Regions from separate parts of the Homo sapiens genome. Here region 1 is linked to region 2. The links are chromatin loops, found by intact Hi-C in ENCODE. Cell type or tissue: psoas muscle. All regions are shown on one strand. Each heading gives the region's core, and the rest is flanking DNA. Links, peaks and the distances in the headings are about the cores only. Region 1 overlaps NPHP3-AS1 (NPHP3 antisense RNA 1). Region 2 has its middle 55 kb from the start of TMEM108.

Evidence for each region. Peaks named below come from ENCODE experiments on the same cell type or tissue, not always from the same donor. Only the 100,000 strongest peaks of a DNase experiment are listed, where the experiment ranks them.
Region 1: it touches region 2 in a loop (1.8-fold over the local background); 1 of 110 quality-filtered maps calls a loop at or near these places.

Annotation. Positions count from the first base shown.
Region 1 is chr3:132,861,698-132,867,088 of GRCh38, reverse strand. The region is part of intron 10 of NPHP3-AS1 (NPHP3 antisense RNA 1); the gene reads right to left. Among named protein-coding and RNA genes, the nearest start is that of NPHP3-ACAD11, 140 kb to the right of the region's middle. RefSeq lists an enhancer at 1,395-1,564. In psoas muscle, for the core only: no CTCF peak of the experiment used is centred there; no DNase peak of the experiment used is centred there.
Region 2 is chr3:132,980,626-132,986,016 of GRCh38, reverse strand. No RefSeq gene overlaps it. Among named protein-coding and RNA genes, the nearest start is that of TMEM108, 55 kb to the left of the region's middle. In psoas muscle, for the core only: no CTCF peak of the experiment used is centred there; a DNase peak (open chromatin) is centred at 2,726; H3K27ac peaks cover 3,417 bases.

The sequences.
Region 1 (5,391 bases), core at 171-5,170, 120 kb after region 2:
TGAGAATTCAGTTGGTCTTTGCATGACACTACTGCTTATCATTAAGATTTATCAAACACTCAATCAAGGCTGATCATGAGACTCTGCAATAATTGAGCTAACTAGTTGCATTGTGTCTACTGGTATGGTCTAATCTCATACATTCAAAAGTCAACAGTTCATTCTTAGAAGAGGTTCACACATCGGAAAGTGTTCTAGTAGACCAGCTGAGAGCGAATGGAACACAAAGAAGATATACTTTAATAGGAGAAACATGGAGTAGAGATCTAGGGCCTCAGTGGTGAAGCATTGTCTAGGTAGACTGCATATTGTGAGGAGATCTTTGTGGACACTCCTGGGGACCAAAGCGGTCCCTAAACCCCTAAAGACTTATGGGTCAACTATTGCAATTTTAGGCGTTCTCAAAATATTATGTTAGTTTACTAGTTTCCAAGAGAGATTACTTGAGTTATATGGGCAGTTTTCTCTAGTTTAGGCTTATAAAAAAAAGTTCTTTCTGAGAGAATTAGTTCCCATTCTTCTTGTATATATGTATGTGCCATTTATCCCTGGTGGGGTATTCATGAGGCAGTTCATCAGGCCCATAGGTCAGGACTCTGTTATTATAGACTCCAGAACCAGGCAACCTTAAAATATAGTACATCAGGATTTCTTTCTAAGATTAGACATTTCCTGATCCAGTCAAATACTGACTGAGAAAATAATAAGCCACCTTTTCAAACTTTGCATAAGCAAACCCAAGAGCAGCCTTTCCTATCCCAACCACTGCTAAGCCTACAGTGGCCACTTTCCCAAGAGCTGAATTGTCTATTTTAAGTAGATTATAGTAACTATCATTTTTTTCAAGATATATGTGAATTGTACTTTTTAAAAAATAAAATATGTCAATTAACTGTGGAAAATAGGCTGAAGGAAGAAGTTAGAAGTCTAGAATCTGGAAAGATCCACAAAGTAAAGAGATTCTGGCAATGACATAGCATAGCAACTCTTGGAGACATAATAGAGTTTGTGTTTCAGTTACTTACTGCTGTGTAATAAACTACCCCCAAAACTTGTGGCTTCAAACAAGAGCCATTTTATTATATCACATGATATTGAGCACTTTGTTACCACATTCTTCCCAAGAGGGTTCAATGTCCTTTGGGCTCCAGGCTAACATATAGATAAGAGATATCAGTCAGATTTTGCAGAATCTTAGACTTTATGATGCCATGAGGCCTACCTCTTCATGAGAGAAAAGTTATAAATGTCTCTGGGCTACCTCAAATGGATATAGTTTAATCAAAATTTACAGGGTTTTATTGCAACTTTATATATTCATCTCTGTTTCAACATCTCCCCACCTTCCATTTCATAACAACTCTTCACATTTCATCAGGAACAGTGGAGAAGCCATCAGATAAAATGTCTTTTTGTTAGCTATTGGGATTTGGTAATACCTCACACCTATTTTCAATCATAGAGAGGTTTCTAGAAAAGTCTGGCTTTATCGATATCTCATCACATTAAATGGACAGATGAAAAACAAAATTGTCTAGATACGTAGGAAAAGGCAAAGGCAAAATATTTTAGAGAAGATACAGATTATAACTAATTATAATTTTTCAATATGTGAGGAAATACAGAATGACAGAACTGATAAAGGAGGAATGTTTCCATTGTAAGGGTCAGAAAACTCAACTCACAGTGCAGTAAGTTAAATGGAATATATTGGCACAAGTCACTGGATAGTTTGGGGAGAGACCTAACTGGCTTCAGATTGCATTTGATCCAAAGCCTAAATGATACCAGAATTTGGTTTCTCTCTCCTTCCTCTTCTCTGCTCTTCCTTTCCTGTGTTGTTGCCTTTCAGGGAATCCTCTTCTCCATAGTCCCAAGATAGCTACCAGTAACTTCTGGGACTAACGGTTTCTAGGTCTAAATCTAGATGTGAAGAACCAGTGATAGTGCTCTAAATTTTCAGCAGAATCTTGTTCTCTCTCATTGGCTCTAAGTGAGTCTTATGTTCACTATTAAATCAATTTGTTCAAGAAAATGCATTGAGTGGATTGTTTTCAGCCTGAAATACTTCCTCCATTCTGAGTCATAAGTGGGACCAACTCTTCTGGAAGTACCCTGGATGAAAGGTAAAAAGAGATTTTGTCGAGGGAAAGTTGAAGGGCCATTGCAAGGAGGAAGAAAATTCTGGGTGACAAAAACAGATGTCCAGAGTTCTGGTTCCAGGTAAGATGGTGTAAACACATGCCAACCCTTCTCTCCCACTAGATACAATAAAACCTAGATAAACTGCATGGCACAGGTATCCAAGGTCTCTGAAAAGTGAATATCTGTAGCTATATTAAGAAAGAATACCAGAATTCAAAATAATACCAAATTGGCTGGTGGTGAGTTTATCATTTTTCCCCTCTGGTATCATCTGGCCTGAACTCATTGAAGCCTGAAACACAAAAGTGAGCCCTGTGATGCAGACAGAGAGAGATCCATGAGAATCTCTCTAATTTAGGGACAAAGAGCAGAAAAGAGATATCCTAAAGCACAGAGAGAACAGGGTAAAGCCCCCAGTTATTTTCTTTCCTTCTATTCTCTCTCACCCTAGTCCCCAGGCAACCTAGTGACAAGTACATGGCAAAGAAGAACCAAATGGAAATCATATAACTAAAATAAGTAATAACCAATATAAAAACCCCATGGGATAGACTCAATAGCAGAATGGACTAATTCCTCAAAACCCACAAACTACCAAAACTCACCCAGAACACAACAGATAACCTGCAGAGCCCCATAACTATAATACTAAAGAAATTGAATTTATATTTTAAAACATTCCTAAAAAAGAACAAATTCATACATATTTTTAAAGTTCATAGAACTGTACTCCAAAAGAAAATAAGTCAGTTTTACTGTATGATAATTTAAAGATATTTTTGAACATTTGGAAAAATAAATCTCGGTGTCCAAATGGTTTTACTGGTAAATTCTAGCAAACATCTTACAAAAACATATCAGCAATTCAACATAATCTCATTCAGAAAATAGACAAGGAGGCAATCTTTTACAATTCACTTTACAAGGCCAGAATTACCTTGATACCAAAACCAAAGACACCAAGAGAGAGTGAACTGCAGACCAACATCCCCTGTGAATATAGACACAAAAATCCTCAACAAAATATTAGCAAATTGATCCAATAACATATAATAAGATTACTACACAAAGACCAAAAGGGATTTATCTCAAGAAGCCAGGGGTGGATTCAATATCTGAAAATCAATCAATCAATCAATGTAATCTACCACAGTAAATGTATAAAATAAGAAAAGCTACCTGATCATATCAACAGATGCAGAAAAACATTTGAAAAAATATAACATCCATTCATGACAAAAATGCCAGCAAACTAAGAATACAATGGTGCTTCCTCGGCCTGACAAAAGGCACTTATAAATCCTACAACTAACATTACACCTAAAGGTGGAAGATGTAATACTTTTCTTCTAATATTGGGATCAAGGCAAGAATGTTCACTTTCACCACTTCTATTCAACATTGTACTGAAAATCTTAGCCAGTGCAATAAGGCAAGGAAAATAAATAAAAGGTACACAGGTTATTTAAAAAGAAGTAAAACTCTATTCACAGAAAACATTATCTATGTAGAAAACCTCACAAAATCTCCTAATGCTACCTGCACGTTGTGCACATATACCCTAGAACTTAAAGTATAATAATAAAAAAAAGAAAATCTCACAAAATCTACAAAAAGCCCCTAGAACTAATGAATGAGTTTAGCAAGGTTGCAGTGTATAAAGCCAACACACACAATACAAGTGTATTTCTATATGTTAACAATGTAATGTACAACCAGAAACTAAAAGGTAAAAAAATACCATTTATAATAACTTAAAAAAATAGAACTATAACAAGACATGTACAGTATTTATATGCTGAAAACTAAAAAATGTTAATATAAGAACTTAAAGAATATCTAAATAAATGGAGAGAGATAATATAGTAAAGATGTCAATTCTCCCTAAAAATTATCATTAGATTTAATAATACTGATGAAAAGCAGGATGTTTTTGTAGATATGTACCAATAGATTTTAAATTTTATATGATAAAGAAAATGAAAAGGAAGTAGAATAGCTAAAAATATATTGATAAAGAAGAATAAAGTTGGAGGACTCATACTACCCAATTTCAACTTACTAGAAAGCTATAGTAATCAACACAGTATGGTATTGACAAAGGGACAGAAATATAGATCAATGGAACACATCTATGAGAAAGTCCAGAAACCAGACCCTTATAAAAATTGCCATTTGATTACTGACAAAAGTGCTAAAGAAATTCATATATCTGACAAAAGACTTGTATTCAGAATACGTAAAGAACACTCAAAAACTCAGCAATAGGAAAACAAACAACCCAATTATTAAAATGGGCAAAGGACTTATACTTCTCTAAAGAGGATATAAAGTTGGCAGACAGGAACATGAAAAGATGTTCAACATCATTAGCCATGAGGGAAATGCAAATTAAAACTACTACACAACTACTTAATTGACTAAAATAAATAATCCTGATACTACTTGATGAGGATTGGAAAGCAACCAGAACTCTCATATCTTACTGGAATGTAAAATAATAGCAGCACCCTGGAAACACTCTTAGCAATTTCTTACAAAATTAAACATACGTTTACCATATGAGCTAGCAATCCCACTCCTCCATGTTTTCCCTAAAGAAATGAAATTTTGGCCGGGTGCAGTGGCTCACACCTGTAATCCTAGCACTTTGGGAGGCCGAGGTGGGCAGATCACGGGGTCAGGAGATCGAGACCATCCTAGCTAACACGGTGAAACCCCGTCTCTATTAAAAATACAAAAAAAATCAGCCAGGCATGGTGGTGGGCACCTGTAGTCCCAGCTACTCGGGAGGCTGAGGCAGGAGAATGGCGTGAACCCGGGAGGTGGAGCTTGCAGTGAGCCAAGATCATGCCACTGCACTCCAGCCTAGGCGACAGAGTAAGACTCCATCTCAAAAAAAAAAAGAAATGAAATTTTATGTTCACACAAAAACCTATACATAATTGTTTTTAGAAGCTCTATTTATAATTGCCCCAAACTGAAAATAACCTAATGACCTTCAATAGTATACTAGTTCCTATTTCTGCTGTAACAAATTACCACAAATTTAGTAGCTTGAAATAACATACACTTATTATCTTATAGTGTAGCGGGTCAGAAGGCAGAAATGGGTCTCACTGGACTAAAATCAAGGTTTTGTCAGGATTGCATTTCTCTCTGGAGACTCTAAGGAGGAACCAATTTTCTTGCTTTTTCTAGTATGTAGAGGCTGCCTTCATTCTTTGGCTCATGGCCCCCTTCCAC
Region 2 (5,391 bases), core at 234-5,233:
ACAGTCAAGAAATAAGACAAATAAGAAAACACATTGTGTGTTAGGTGATGATTGGTGTTATGGAAAAAACAAAGCAGAGGAGTGAATGCTAGGGGTTATGGTGAGGTGAGGCATTCTTTTGAAATAGGTGAGCAAAGGTCGCACTGAGGTGGCATATAATTCAATTCCTGAAGGAAGTGAAGGAGTAAACTAAACCACGCAGATATCTGGGAGAAAAGCATTCTAGGCAGAGGGAACAGCAAATGCAAAGGCCCTGAGGTGGGGCGATGCTCAATGTGTTCTACGAACAGCAAAGAGGCCAGTTTGGCTATTAGAGAGGGGGCAATGGGGAGAGCAGTAGGAAAGGAGGGAAGAGAGGTGACAGGGAGCCGGATTGTACAGAGACTTGTTTACCACCAGAAGAACTTCTTCTTCTCCTCTGAGAACAATGGGGAGTGATTGAGGGTTTGAGCCAAAGAATGGCATGATATGACCAATGACTAAATAGTATCACTTTTGCAGCTTTGTTGAAAATAGTTTTGGGGGAGGTGAGGTGAAAGCAAGGATTCTTGTTAACAGTTATTGCGATAATTAGAGGGAAAAATCTTGGGACCAGTGTGATGACAATGGAGGTAGTGAGAAGTGGTTGGATTTGGGATACATTTTGAAGTTAGGATCAAGAGAATTTGGTTACCATAAACATGAGCAAATCTAAGTGTGGTGGTTTAAAAAAAAAATCAGCTGGAAATCCTTTGCTACACCACTCATCTTGAGGGTCTACGTCTCCTCTCCTTGTGCTCAATGTGATCCAAGTGAGCTTATGACTGTTTACACCAGTAGAGTAATAGCAGTCATATTAGGTGACCTCTGAGGCTAAGCCATAAAGGCCACTCATTTTCTTCTCAGTCTTTGGAAGGCCTGCCTCTTTCTCATAACCTGGATTTCATGCTGTAGAAAATCCAAGCAAAATGACAGGTCAAGGTATAGGTACTCCACTTGATAGTCTCAGTTGAGTCCAGCTTTTGTGTGATTCCAGCCCAAGCAGCAAGCATGAGAGTAAAGAAGCTTCCAGATTATTCTAGCCCTGAGCCATTTAAGTCATCTTAGCTAAGTCCTCAGACATCAGGGAGAAAAGACAAGCAATTCCATCATGCCCTTCTGAATTTAGCACCCAGAGAATCTATTAGCATAACAAAATGTTTCTGGTTTAAGTCATTAAGTTTAGCATGTTTGTTACACGGCAATAGATAACTAAAACACAGACTCCAAGTAGGGGTAAACCTGATTACATCATCATAGAAAACCTACTGGGCAGCTGTCCAAAGTCTAGGCACAGAAATTATGCCATTATTATCCATGTGTAAGTGCATTAGAAGTAGGAAATAGCCCTGGTTCACTATCTCCCACTTACCAGTAATAAACCCCTTGCTAACTACTCAAAAAGCCAGATTGAACAGATGCACTCAGCAATCTGGTTCTACCCTTTATTAGCATTAATTACAGTCATTTTCCTTTTATTGGTTTTATTTTTATTAATATCTCCTCAAACAAGCCAATAAAAAAGAAAGAAAGAAGGAAAAGGACAAATGCCTTCATACATGGGCAATCTTCCACAGGCTCAATGAGTCAGTCAAGCTTAGGCGTGTCTCAAGATAGGCATGACCTGCTCTCCACATATCTAGCACTTGTGCCAGAAACTGGGAGGGACCAAGGATTCACATCAATATGAGAAGCAAAGGACTTCATGTGTGATCTCAACATTGTCTACCAGAATCTGTCACATTTTGGGGTCATCATTCTTGGCTTTGATCAATACAAGTAATAGAAGTGATATTAGGCTATTTAGGCTAAGCCATAAAAGCCATTCATTTTCTCACTGAACTGTGGAAGCAAGCCACTCACCAACTTCTTTGTGTCTAGTTCCTAATGCTGAAAGAAAAAAATCGGCCGGGCGCAGTGGCTCGCGCCTGTAATCCCAGCACTTTGGGAGGCCAAGGCGGGTGGATCACGAGGTCAAGAGATTGAGACCATCCTGGCTAACACGGTGAAACCCCGTCTCTACTAAAAATACAAAAAATTAGCTGGGCGTGGTGGTGGTTGCCTGTAGTCCCAGCTACTCAGGAGGCTGAGGCAGGAGAATGGCGTGAACCCAGGAGGTGGAGCTTGCAGTGAGCTGAGATTGCACCACCGTGCTCCAGCCTGGGCGACAGAGCGAGACTCCATCTCAAAAAGAAAAGAAAAGAAAACTGTACTGAGTGGTGGCAATCAGCTTTATCATATATTCTCAGGACCTAAAATAAGACACCAGACAATAGTTCTGCTAGACATAGAATATACTGGTTCTCTTTCTCTAGACACTTTGTAGTTTGGTGGTTATAGAAAACCATGTTTTGATTCATCCATCCATCATCCAAGAGATGCTTAGATCAGGAAACTATGTTAGGCTCTTCAGTAAAGGCAAGAAATACGGAGATGAAGATAGGACATGACTCATTTTTCAAGGCTCAGCCTAAATACCACTCTCCTTCATTAAAGTTGTAGTAACAATGCTGTATGCTCACCCAACTCATTTTATTTTTCACCTGAGCTCTCAGGAAAACTTCCCAACTTCCTGTACAGCTAAATTTGGGTCATGTGACTAAGTTCTGGCCAGTGGAAAATCTGGCAAATATGATGTCTGCATATCCAGCCTAGCCCATAAATCCTCTGGGCAGTGTTCCTTCTGTGGTAACCTTAGAGGCCATGTGTTGAAGGTGGTGAGCTCATGCAAAGCTGAGTCCCTGAATGACCCTAGGAGCAAACTGTCCTTCTGGCCACATTGACTGTGGCAGGATCAGACAGCTAACTTTTTATTTTGTGAAGCCACTAAGATCTAAGTTGTTTATTTCATTATTGTCTTCCTCCCCACCCACCTTTACCAAGACTAATACTAAAATTTCTTTAATTGCCACACTATTCAAGGTCCACTCAAAAGATAGAATTCATGCCAGATTTTCTTTTAATTGTGGTAAAATACACATAAAATTTACCATTTTAATCATTTTAAGCATATGGTTCAGTAATATTGAGTCTATTCACATTGTTGCACAACTAATCTGCAGAACTTTTTCACTTGCAAAGCTGAAATATATACCTATTAAACAACAACCTTCCATTTTCCCATGCCTCAGCCTCTAGAAACCACCATTCTACTTTCTGTCTCTGAGTTTGACTATTCTAGATTCCTATAAGTGGAAACATGCAGTATTTGTCTTTTTGTGACTAGCTTATTTCATAGCATAATGTCCTGAAGCTTCATCCATGTTGTAGCATTTGTCAGAATTTCCTCCCTTTTTAAGGCCAATTAATATCCCACCGTAGGTACATACCACGTTTTGTTTATCTATTTGTCTATTAATGGATGCTTGGGTAGCGTCTACCTCTTGGCTATTGTGAATAGTGCTGCTATCAATATGGCTGCTATCAATATCTCTTTGAGATCCCCTCTTTCAATTCTTTTGGCTATACACCCAGAAGTGGAATTGCTAGATCATATGATAACTCTATTTTTAGTTTTTTGAGGAATCATCATACTGTTTTCCACAGTGGCTGCCATTTTACATTCCCACCAACAGTGCAAAAGGATCCAATTTCTCCACATTCTTGCCAACATCACACTAGTTATTTTGAACAGAGAATTTAATATACAGAATTGTTAACTAGGTAACTGAAAGAGTAAAAAGGGAATACTAAGGTTTCAAGAACATAGCAAATGTGGGAGGCAGCTAACACCCCTAGGGCTGAGGGAACAAAGGGAAAAGGTTGGAATTATTAAAATGTAGAGACTTAGGGGAGAATCCTGTCAGCTGGGCTCCAGAGCTCTGAGGAATGGGCACAAGTTGGTGCAGGTATCTCTGAGAGGTATCAATGAGGCTGGTTCTGTGATGTTGGAGAGACTGCAAACTGGATTCAGCTGCTGCTACAGGAATAAACTACCATTGTCAAATTGTCACTACCAAGGCAAAGAAGCCTTGCTAGGGCAATGCTCACAGGAACAGAAAGCAAACCAGGGAAGCAAATCCCTTTTTCCTTTTCCAATCTTGCAGTCAGTCTCTAGTGCCCACTATTGGCAGAGCCTACAAGGGAGCAGTTGAAAAGCAGAAATGAAGTTTGCAGAGTCCCAGTCTCAGCATTAGCAAGTGGAGTGTGGATGGGTGGGTTGGAGCTAAGAGGCAATAACTTAGTAGCTGGCACACCACGCCAGGGAGTACTTCTCTCTGTACAGCACTCTCAGCACTTTGCCTGCTTTCTTTTATGGCACACATCACTTTCTACTGTGAATCAAAGTTTTTTGGTTATGCCTTAACTCTGATTCAAATATAAATTCCTTTAAAAGCTAGATCAAGGGCTGATTAATCTCTGTATACCTTCCTCATGTTCCCCAAAGCCTGGCACAATTGATGTACATACTTTGTGTGCAATAATTTTGTCGAATGAATTTGATCCGAAGTGAATGAAAGGGTAGTGTTTATAAGGGAGTAGGATGGAACACTGACGAAGCCCAACTATACTGAAAGTTGCCGCTAATTTGTGGATTAAATAGAATTTGGACTAAGAGATCCTAAAAAATGCTTGTGAAAAGTAGAGTTGCACCAGCTTTGTGGAGGTGCTCTGAGACTTGACTGAAGGTGTGAGAAAAGCTTGCAGTTATTCTAGTATTGGCTATAAACTCTGGCAATTGGAGAGGTGAAGAGTGAGAAAATGGGGCCTCTCCCAGGGCCTTCAAAGGCAAACCTGGTCTCCCCAGAATCTCTTCATACCCTATGCAGAATATTCTAGACCAGTTCTGATTCTCTATTCAGTAAGATCTTGGAGAGTTGATGGTCCAGTTATTATTTCTGCATAGCTAATTATTCCCAGACTTGGTGGCATACCAACAACAACTGTTTTGTCAAGTTCATGAGTTATGTGGGCCAGGAATTTATGAAGCAAACGGTAGAAATGGCTTTGCTTGAGGATGTCTGGAGTCTGCGCTAGGAAGATTCTATGGGTGGGGGAGACTTCATGGGTGGGAGCTAAAGTAATCTGGAGTCATCTTCACAGACATATCTGGTGATTGATGCTGACTATCTACTGGGACCACAGGTAGGGGCTATTGACTGGACTACTTACCTGTGGCCTCTCCATGTGACTTGGGCTTCCTCCCAACATGGCAGCCTCAGAAGATTCAGGCTTCTTATGTGGGGGCTCAGGACTCCACAGCAAGTGATGATAGTCTGGGAGCTGTTATGTCCTAGCCTCAGAAGTTATGCAGTGCCACTTCCACTTCATTCTCTTGGTTACAACTGAGTCACAAGCTTACTCATATTTAAGGGGAGGACTTAATGAATAACAATATGATCAATTGAAGAAAATCATGTGGGATAGGAAGCA